2 separate regions of the Homo sapiens genome follow, and region 1 is linked to region 2. A link is a loop called in an ENCODE intact Hi-C map of the cell type or tissue named here. Cell type or tissue: chondrocyte. All regions are shown on one strand.

Region 1 (5,000 bases), 1.1 Mb after region 2:
TTCTTTCAACCAGAAAACAATCAACAGCTCCTCGCACTCGGCGCTCAGCGACTTTCGAGCCCTGCTCCCTGCTTCTTGGCTAACACTGGCTCACTCGGATGCGCACCCTCTCTCTCTCTCTCTCCCTCCCTCCCTCCCTCCCTCCTCTCTCTCTCTCCCTCTTGAAAGGGTAAATATTGATTGGCTGGCTTTACATTTTATGCTCCATGCCATATTTCCTTCCCTCCCTCACTTCATCGTTGATTTTTCTCTTGCCCTCCTGTGATGTTTGAGTGTAGTAAAACCATAATAAGCCATTTTTGGAAAGGCGGTGGTTACACTCTTTATTAAAAACTGACATCTGTTGGGAGAGCAATTAGAGGCATCAGAAGGCGGGGTTGTTGCATGTGATTTGGGGGAATAAAACTTTGGAAAATTAACTTTGGTATTTTCTGATTAATATTCTTTGCTTAAAACTGTAGAATTCCAAGATCAGGCTTACAGCCCAAGATGTCCCCAGCTCAGCAGCAAGTGCTGAAATATGTAGAGACGCCAAGCATTCAATCCACTTACGGAATTCATGCCTTGTGCAAGCCAAGTCCAAATATTGGTCTGTTTCAAGCCCTTCCTTTTAAAAGCCAGGCTTTATCTTCACCGTTATTTTCCCAAAGCCCTTAGAATAGTCAATTGCAAGTTATAACCAACAACTCTTGAATTCCTCTTTTATTCTTAGGCAACTTGTTCAGTGATAAAGTTTTCAAGTCTGAACAGATATGCTAAGATTCTTAGATTCAGGAAATTATTTAGCATCTATGCTAAATAGCTTGTAAATTACCCACTTTCGAAGTGTGAGATAAGGATTAAAATAATGTCACCCAATATACTTTGTACACTAAAATATATTCTAGATATTTTCAAGTCTGCTGTGATACTTATGGAGCACTAACACTCCTTTTTCAAAAGGCAGCAAAGGAAAACTTACTGTCACATTTATGCATGATTTGGTATTAAGGTTGACATTGTCATTTGGGGTCACTTTTATGTGACTGGAGGCTTTTTAATGCTAATACTTGGTCACAGAAGTCATAACTGTTGATCCTCCGAGATTGTTCTGTTAATCTGCATCCAGGGGTCCCAGGACCTGTCACAGAAACTTACTCCTTTTGCTTATGAGTTTGACCCAGGTCCTTTCAGGGGAATGGGACAGGGGAGGAGAGTTGCTTGAGCTGACTCATTCACCAGCCCCTGAAATATGGTTCCACGTGTGCTGGGTCTGAATTCTGAAGAGTGGACCAGTAGCAATTGTTCCCCATTCAAGTGACACAGTGTGTACCATATGGCCAATGCTGGACCCTCCCCCCAGTGACCCATGCATTTGCGGAAAACGTGCATGTGAAGGAATTAGGAGCATTTATTGCTTGCTTTTGCCTGCCTTGGGAAAATCAAGAGTCCAGTATTCTGGAACAATTTTATTTTGCAGAAATATCAATATCAAATAACTTTGCAGTTCCAACAAGTTGGCAGTTTGCAGCAGAGAGTTTGATAATGTGTACACAGTGCTGTAATGCCAGCTCTGACTTTCCTTCTAATAGTTGTGTATCCCTTATCTTGTGCCAACTTTTGCTCAACATTTACATAAAATACAACACATGAAGAAAAAACTGGAATTGTTCACAAAAACCAGTTTTAAGCCCTGCTGTGAAAAATTGTGTCACACTGTCTACTGAGAGACCCAATAAATGAGCACAATCTTATGTGTTGTTCCCCCTCATTCCTGAATCCATGCAGTTAGTTACTAGTGGGCAATTAATTTGCTTTATTTATAAGAAAAAGGGTTTCTGATCCACATTAGAGTTGACATGTACTAGGGACCCCTTCACCCCGCCCCCCTCAATGCAAAGCAACAGTGCTAAGGATCAAAGAAAATGAACTTTGATGAACTTCCCATTACCACGTTACCACGTTCTAATCTAAAACCTATGTGTGAACCCCTTGAGCACCCAACTTTTCTGTGACTTTATGCTCCTCATCTGCAATTTGAAACAGAAATACAGCCTCCTCCTTTCCAAAGGTCATGTAAGCTTTCCTACACAATCACTGCTTCTTATGTTGGACTGCAGATTTAATTTCTCATCATCTGTTTACTAATTTTCCATTCTGGGCACATTTTCTTTTTTATCACCCACAAGTACTGCTGGGTAAACATGTGAAGAACTAACAAGACTGGCAGCGGAAGTTTCCAGGAAATCAAACAGAATCACACCCAAGGTAAAAACAAGTTTTACACACTATGATCTCATTTTATTGCTGAAATGGATTATTCTGCACAGGAACATGCCTGGGATTTGTAAAGCGAGCCTGCCCCAGAAGAGAGGCACACGGCCGTGTGCCACCTACTGGGATGATAGAAAACTACAGGCATAAGTCAGGGAAGGAAAGGAATGAACAAAACCACCAGGGGCTGGCTTCGCTGTCAAACCAGGCTGCAGAGAACTTTTCTATTTCTACAGAGCGCGTTTCCAGGAACTAAATAAATGAAAACCATAAAGGGGAGACCCTGCCTACAACTAAACGATGCCTGGCCACGCGTACATGGGCAGGTGGTAGCGGTTATAGTGCAGGTAGTCAAGAGTGCTTCTCTCCACCAGGGTTTTGTAGATGGATTCCTCAAAAACTCTTTTGAGGTATTGCCTGGGCTTCTCAGTCGGGTTGATTTCCTCATCTTCTATTTGATGGGCTAACTGCTCTATGGAAGGAAGATCTTCCTCCTGTAAAACACAGTAAGAGGCCAGATACAGAAATTAATTGGACCCTGCACAGTTGTAACGGCAGTTTCATGAGAATGAAAACAACAGTAGTCAGCTCTGCAAGGATGGTCATTTTTTTTCTAGCTTTTGAAAATTTATTTTTAATTGTGGCAAAGTATACACAACATGTCTTATTTTAATAATTTTTAGGTGTACAGTTCAGTGGCATGAAGTACATTCACATTGCTGTGTAACCCTCACCACTGTCCATCTCCAGGACTTTCTCATCTTCGTCAGCTGAAACGCTGTCTCCATTAAACACCAGCTCCGTACCCTCCCATCCTCCAGGCCCTGGAAACCACCTCTGTCTCTATGAATGTGACTACGCAGGCATCTCATATGAGTGGAACCCTGTAGTACTTTTTTTTGTGACTGGCTTATATCACTTAGCATAATGTCCTCAAGAGTCATCCAGGTTAGTCATTTCAAGCCCTTCATTTTCAGATAAAAATCATCTGTAGATCATACTTGTTTTGTTGTTGTTGTTGTTTTGTTTTTTGCTTTTTGAGACGGAATTTCGCTGTTGTTGCCCAGGCTGGAGTGCAATGGCATGATCTCGGCTCACTGCAACCTCCGCCTACCAGGTTCAAACTATTCTCCTGCCTCAGCCTCCCAAGTAGCTGGGACTACAGGCATGGCCCACCATGCCTGGCTAATTTTGTATATTTAGTAGGGACAGGGTCTCTCCATGTTGGTCAGGCTGGTCTTGAACTCCCGACCTCAGGTGATCTGCCCACCTCGGCCTCCCAAAGTGCTGGGATTACAGGCATGAGCCACCACGCCCTGCCTCTGTTTTAAAAATAAAAAAATTTAAAAATAAAAAAAAGGAGTGATTAAACCTTTTTACTTGAAAGGTCCTATATGAAAAGTTTTCTTGCTTATAATTCCCAAGAAGTGGGATTTTAAAACCTTAGAATAAATTCACAATCAAGTCAAATTTTATTGATATATTTAAAAAGGTAGGGCTCAGAAAGAATAAAGTTGTTTGAAGCTGAGAATCTTATGCTGCACATAGGTACAGTGTAGTAGAGATTTTCCTAACATTTCATTATAAAAATTTTCAGAGACAAGTTGAAGAATTGTCCACTGAACACCTGCACACCTGCACCTGGACTCCACAGTTAACATCTGCTATATTTGCTTCACCACTGCATATCTGCCCTCCAGAGCAGGGTACTTCTAGAAAGCACATCCCCCAGGGTTGAGCTGGCTGCTTTCCAAACACTGTGATTCTTGAACATCACCCTAGATCAAGAGTCTGTGGACTCTGATGGTACATTTATTTCAACTTCCAATAATTCCTTCTATTTTGAATAGAAAAGGCAATTCCTTGCAGGGTTTTGTTGGATTATTAACTTACTAGTGATAAGAGCTTATAGATAGGAAAACAGACTCAAGCTATATGGAGGCATAAAGTCATTGCCACTTGGCTAAGCAAGACACAACGGGGTGCTGGAGATTATGCACACATTGGAAAGAGCAGTCAGTGAGGGTTGCAGGAATTCAGATTTAAACTAGAGCAATAAAGGCAGTGATAGGGAAAAAGCAACTGATTCTCACAACTAAGTACTGGGAGGTTCTGAAAACTTTGGGTGCCACCAGTAAGGCCTCGTGGATATATTCTGCAATGTGTATGAGGTTGGCTCTTTCTTCCTTAATTTTTCTGGAGAATTGTATCAAACCAACCAAAAACAATTACCTTACTAAAATTATACAAGATTTTGAGCTCATATTGTATGCTGCTGTTCTGACACTGGGTTAAATAGCGTAAAACCACTTTTAAAGTTTATTTCAGGCAAATATTGCTCTAGATTATAAACAGATTTTTGGGCACTTGCCTCTTGAAGGATGACCTCTCATACTGTGATCATCTTCTTTCACAGTGTGACCACCTCCCCTCACAGTATGACCATTCCCCTCAGTGTGACCACTTCCCCTCAGTGTGACCACCTCCCCTCACAGTATGACCATTCCCCTCAGTGTGACCACTTCCCCTCAGTGTGACCACCTCCCCTCAGTGTGACCACCTCCTCTCAGTGTGACTACCACCCCTCACAGTGTGCCCACCTCCCCTCACAGTGTGACCACCTCCCCTCAGTGTGACCACCTCCCCTCACACTATGACCACCTCTCCTCAGTGTGACCACCTCCCCTCACACTGTGACCACCTCCCCTCACACTATGACCACCTCCCCTCACACTATGACCACCTCC
Region 2 (5,000 bases):
TGGGAAACTTGGATGCGCCCCCTTTCCTATTTAGTACAACGGTCATATTTAGTAGAATCAGATAATTTGGTAAGAGTGGAAGTCCCCCTTCCCAACATTCCCCACCTCAGATGGGGAAATAACTTATTTCCTTACCTATTGACTGTTGGGCTTAGTTGAGACCTGGTGTGTATTTCTCGAGCCTTTTCAAGAGCCTGGTCATTGAAAAGCTAATCCAATATTTACCGAGCATAAGGACAGTTCTCAGACGTATTTATTAAGGCCCATCGCTAAGTGATTACTTGGACTGAAGACAAAGGCCAGGGGAGGGGGCGTCTAGGCATACCAGATCCTTCTCATTTGGGCTCTCCCCACCCAGAACCAGGAAACCGGGAGCGCGCTTGTGCGCTGCTGAAGTTCCCCTCCCGGTGTTAAGTGGCGGGCGGATTAGATACTGTGCTGGGCGGTATTTCAGGAAATATGTACTTGTGGCTCCCTGAGAGGCCAAGCGCAGTGACACTCTAAACCGTGTCGATATATCATCTTTTATCCAGGATCTGCAAATAAACCCCTGATCCCCCCGGCGCATTATAGCCGCCGCTATCTCGCCAAGGAAGCGATCTGAGTTTTATTGCTTTCACCAACGCCCCGAGACACACACACACACACACACACACACACACACACACACTCCTCTCTCGCACTCTGATTTTTAAAGGCTCTATTTTTTCCCTCCCGAGGCATCGTTATTAATAAAGAGGCGAATAGGCCTCAGCGCCGCCATCCGAGCAAGCGGGGAAATGTGGGCCAGCAGCCCAGGCCCGCGCGCGGATCCCGCGTACGCTCCACGCGCCCCCTCGGGCCGGAGAACCGAGCGTGTGCCGCGTGCTGCCGCCGCCAGGAGGCGCCCGAGCCCAGCGTTCCCGAGCGTCTCTGCGCGCGGGTCCGGGCAGAGCCCGGGAGCCGCCGGAGGCAGCTGCGCATCAGCGGACTCGCGGCCCGGGTCGGAGCCCGGTGAGTGGTGCCAAGAGGTGGCGGCGAGTCGGAACCTTGGGGAGAGCCGCGAGTCAGACGGCGGCGGGTGCCTGGGAGGTGCGAGTCGACCTGTGTTCGGCTGTGGTTTTCCCGCCATGCCTCTTCTCCTCCACGTGCGTACCACCGCCCGTCCCAGCCCCGGTTTCCATCGTGTTTGGGCACAGACCACAGCCGACTGGTCCAGGAGCGCTCTGGCCACTGGGAGGGCCCCACCAGGCGCCAGGGCGCGCTGTCTCCGCGATCTCAGGGCCCCTGGCGGCGTCGGCCGCGCGGGTGGACGCGGAGAGGGCGGTGCTGCGAGGGCCCGGAGAGTGGGTGCCCGCGTGGGGAGGCGGCCCGGGAGCGCGGGAGCGATGCGGAGGAGGGACCCGGTTTGGTTGCAGGTTTCCGGGGCGGGGGTTCCGGGAAGGAGAGACCCTCGCCTTCCGCCCGCCCTGGATCCGGGTCCCGCCGGACCCCCGGCTCCTGCCGTTCGTCGCCTGGAAGCGGGGCAGGCGCACAGTCCAGACGCCAGGGAGAGACGCCTCGCCGACCCAGACCGTGGGGTCAGGGCCCGGGAGGCAAGAACGCCCCACACACAGCAGGGCACCCCAGGCAACCCTCACTCCGTGCTGAGGCCTCGGCTAGGGTGCAAAGGTGTCCGGGAATGGAAGGGACACGAGGGTGTGGACGCCTCGCACTCTACTCACGCCTGGTGCCTTCTGAGAGGCTGGGCGTGGGGCAGAGGGTAGGGGACAAGGGGGTGACATTCCTTAAGGTCCTCCCCCCAACAAAAGTAGGGCCTGCAGTTCCAGCTTGATTCGTTGATTGTTGGGTGGAACCGCCTCACATCAAAGGCATCGTGGCTCCAAACACTGTCCCCTTTACTTTTCTAAGCCCCCGCTTCAAAACCAGCTGTCGGTGGGCCGGTGAGGGCGTCTGCAGTACCCAGGCTTTCCGCGGGGCGGCGCGGTTGGATAAGAAAAGGCTTCCCGGCTGGGGCGCGCAGCGCAGCTCAGACACCTGCGGGACTCGAGATGTCTCCGCGAGGTGTCCTCTACACCAGGGCTGCATTCCCTAAATAATGAAAACTCCCTGCCCTTGCACTTGGTGCCTGGAGTGCGATGAAGAGGCTGAAGGTATCCAGCCCGGCCCTTCTCCCCTCCCTCCTCAGACTGCTGATGTGACATGCGTGTAACTGTCACCCCACACAGGACGTGGAACACTTCCACCACCCCAAAATGTTCTCTTCTAATGGAATAACGTGTTCTGTCCTAACAAAAGAATAGCTCAATACTTAAAGGTATCAATTCAAAGCTGCAGATGAAAAATCTCATCCGCCCTTTGCTGCTTGTTCTCGCCTGTGGTATTTTTACCTTTCTTCATAAAATGATACAAAGAAAGCCCCAGGTCGCTGACCCCAGCCTCTCTCGCACCTGAAGACGATGACCATCACCGCTGCCACGTACTGAGCACCTTCTAGGCCAGGCTGCTTCTCCTCGTCGTCTAATCAGATCATCATAGCCAATCTGTCCTTCTGCAGAGGAGCCTGTTTCAGAGAAGTTAAGCACCCGATCTTATAATCAAGCCAGTGTTCTGACAAAGAAAAGCATTCTGGGAGTGGAGGTGGGATCTACCAGGGCGTCCTCTCCTATTCCAGAAGAGTGGGCAGGGGTGGGGGAGGACAAAGATGCCCTCCCACTCTGCAGAAGGCAGTTAGGTGACTTCTCCACAGGGCAGGGTTCTGCCAGTTCTCCTCTGGCAGCCAGTGCCCAGGTCCCATCCTGGTTGGTGGGGGCTGGGCCAACCCCTTGTCATCCTCGGGGAAGCCTGTATGTACACCAGCACCTCCACTGGGTGCCAAGTGGCCATCTCGGCCAGCGAGTGTCCCCTGAGAACTGAGGGGGAGTAGGCTGAGGGTGCACCTGAGGGGCACGCTCCGGAGCCTGTTCTCACTCCTGGGCCTGGGCCTGGGCCTTCCATGGTTTCGATGACATGAGCAACTCCCCTCTCCCCCCAGGATGATAATGTGTACCAAAAAATAGATTTTTCAGTAGCCAATTGATCTTACTGCTTTAATTAAATGATTACTTTTTTGCCTAATGTGGGGAAAAGGTAAAATAAGTTAACTTGTTCTTCTGTGCATAGTGTTGGGCTCCCTAATCTGAGAGATTTGCAACTTTTTGCTTTGTTTTGTTTCATTTTTTTTCTGAGACAGGATCTCGCTCTGACACCCAGGATGTAGTTCATTGATGCTATCATAGCTCATTGCAGCCTTGAACTCCTGGGCTCAAAAGAGCCTCCTGTCTCAGCCTTCCCAAGAGCTGGGACCACGGGCAGGCACCACCGTGCCCAGCTATTTTTTATTTTTGTGTAGAGATGTGGTCTCACTGTGTTTCCAAGGTTGGTCTCAAACTCCTGGCCTCAAGCTATCCTCCCACCTTGGCCTCCCAAAGCACTGGGATTACAAATGTGAGCCACTGTGTCTAACCACAAGAATTATTAAAAGGAATTTTACTTAAGTATCTACTTCCAGATCTCTCCATGTTTCTTTACTAGCTACAAAATAAAAGAATTACCCCATCAGCCTCTGTAGGGTAAGATGAATTGTGTGGAATGGGTATGAAATGAAGGATAGTTAGATGTAGAAGGTAAAACAAAAGGAATCAGCTTTTTGTGTCTGTGACAGAGGATCTGATACTTGATGGTCTGACCACAAGGCATCGCTCAGAAATCAGCAGTCCTTTTCACCCAGTGAACAGCCAGCTGCTTTGAGCAGAGAGAGCTGTGGTTGGAACTCCTGCTCTGTGACTCAGGGGAGGAGGCAGAGCTTGCCGCAGAATGCAGCCACTGCCCACAGCCCCTGTGCACTCCCTTTTCCCTTGTGCTGGCTTCCCGCTGCCAGCATCTGCAAGTCTCTGCCTGGAGGTGAGCAGGAGGGTGCTGGGCCCATTAGACAGGTGGCTAGGGCTGGGGAGTTCATGGTCTTCACGCAGTTTCAGGTGGAGGTTGCAGGATATATGGCCCAGCTTCCTGGCCCCAGGTGGAACAACCCTGAGACATGTTCGCCATTTCCCACAGGCCCCCAGTGGGACTGAGCCCTAGTTGTCTTCAGTGGCAATCTTCTCATTACCACCTCTCGTGTTGATTCTTTTTCCCTTCACTTTCTCATTTTTCCATTTCCTTGTTGGTCCCCATTAACTACTTGCACATGAATCTTTGTCTCAGGGTCTGCATCTGGGGGACCCCAAAGACACAGACACTTGAGCTGTTACTCTGCCTTTATCTTAGACCTAGCATTGGTCTCCAGAGGTCACTCATGACTTCAGGGCCTATTTTAATGGCCTCTTTCCCCATGTGTTCCTTGGGAATGTCCATTGTTGATGCGTCCTTCTGTACTAAGTAGAGTTTTTGGGCTGCAAGGAGGCAGTTAGCACAGGGAACTACGTAGTGAGGGACATGGAGACTAAACAGCAGCTGGCCCATCTCTCTGGCTTCTCATGGCCAAGCCTGGGACACACAGCTGCCCTCGTGCAGGTCCAGAACTATGGCACTTGTTCCCTCAGGACCCATCCTCAAAGCCAGTGACTTGGTCTTTTCCTATGACAAAGGAGCTCCCAGAATGTGGCAGTCCCCCTTCCTAGAGGGAGAATCTGACTGGGTCAGGGAGGCACCCCCGGTTTGCAGAGCCCCCATTGGTCAGGTTCAGTGTCCAAAACACCTGAGGGGCAAGTGGCTTCTCGAAGTCCAGCCCATATGGTTACTTTTGACTTGGACACTCAAGGCACAGGGACACATGACACAGGCACAGGGTGTGACAACTGCATGCAGAAAGAGCCACTCTCATTCCTCAGAAGAGGCTGTGGAGATGAGTGGCTGAGCCATGTGCCCCAAAATTCATGTTGAAGTCCTAACCCCCAGTATCTTAAAATGTGACCATATTTAGAAATAGAACCTTTAAAGAGCTAACTGGGTTAAAATGAATTCATTAGGGTAGGCCCTACTTC

Evidence for each region. A loop is a pair of places that touch in the nucleus more often than their neighbours do. Peaks named below come from ENCODE experiments on the same cell type or tissue, not always from the same donor. Only the 100,000 strongest peaks of a DNase experiment are listed, where the experiment ranks them.
Region 1: a loop joins it to region 2, with 3 times the contacts of the local background. A loop is called at or near these places in 2 of 110 quality-filtered maps.

Annotation. Positions count from the first base shown.
Region 1 is chr20:20,357,957-20,362,956 of GRCh38, reverse strand. It overlaps CFAP61 (cilia and flagella associated protein 61), which reads right to left. Exons shown (of 27, transcript NM_015585.4): 27 at 2,259-2,747. The coding sequence ends at 2,547. Among named protein-coding and RNA genes, the nearest start is that of INSM1, 7.6 kb to the left of the region's middle. RefSeq lists a silencer at 2,218-2,512 and an enhancer at 2,218-2,512. In chondrocyte, CTCF peaks have their summits at 2,171 and 2,375 (motif pointing left); no DNase peak of the experiment used is centred here.
Region 2 is chr20:21,502,336-21,507,335 of GRCh38, reverse strand. It overlaps LOC112268271 (translation initiation factor IF-2), which reads left to right and starts at 931. Exons shown (of 6, transcript NR_171654.1): 1 at 931-1,127. RefSeq lists enhancers at 1,099-1,168, 1,594-2,094 and silencers at 1,916-1,965, 3,644-3,773. In chondrocyte, CTCF peaks have their summits at 878 (motif pointing right), 1,738 and 1,958; no DNase peak of the experiment used is centred here.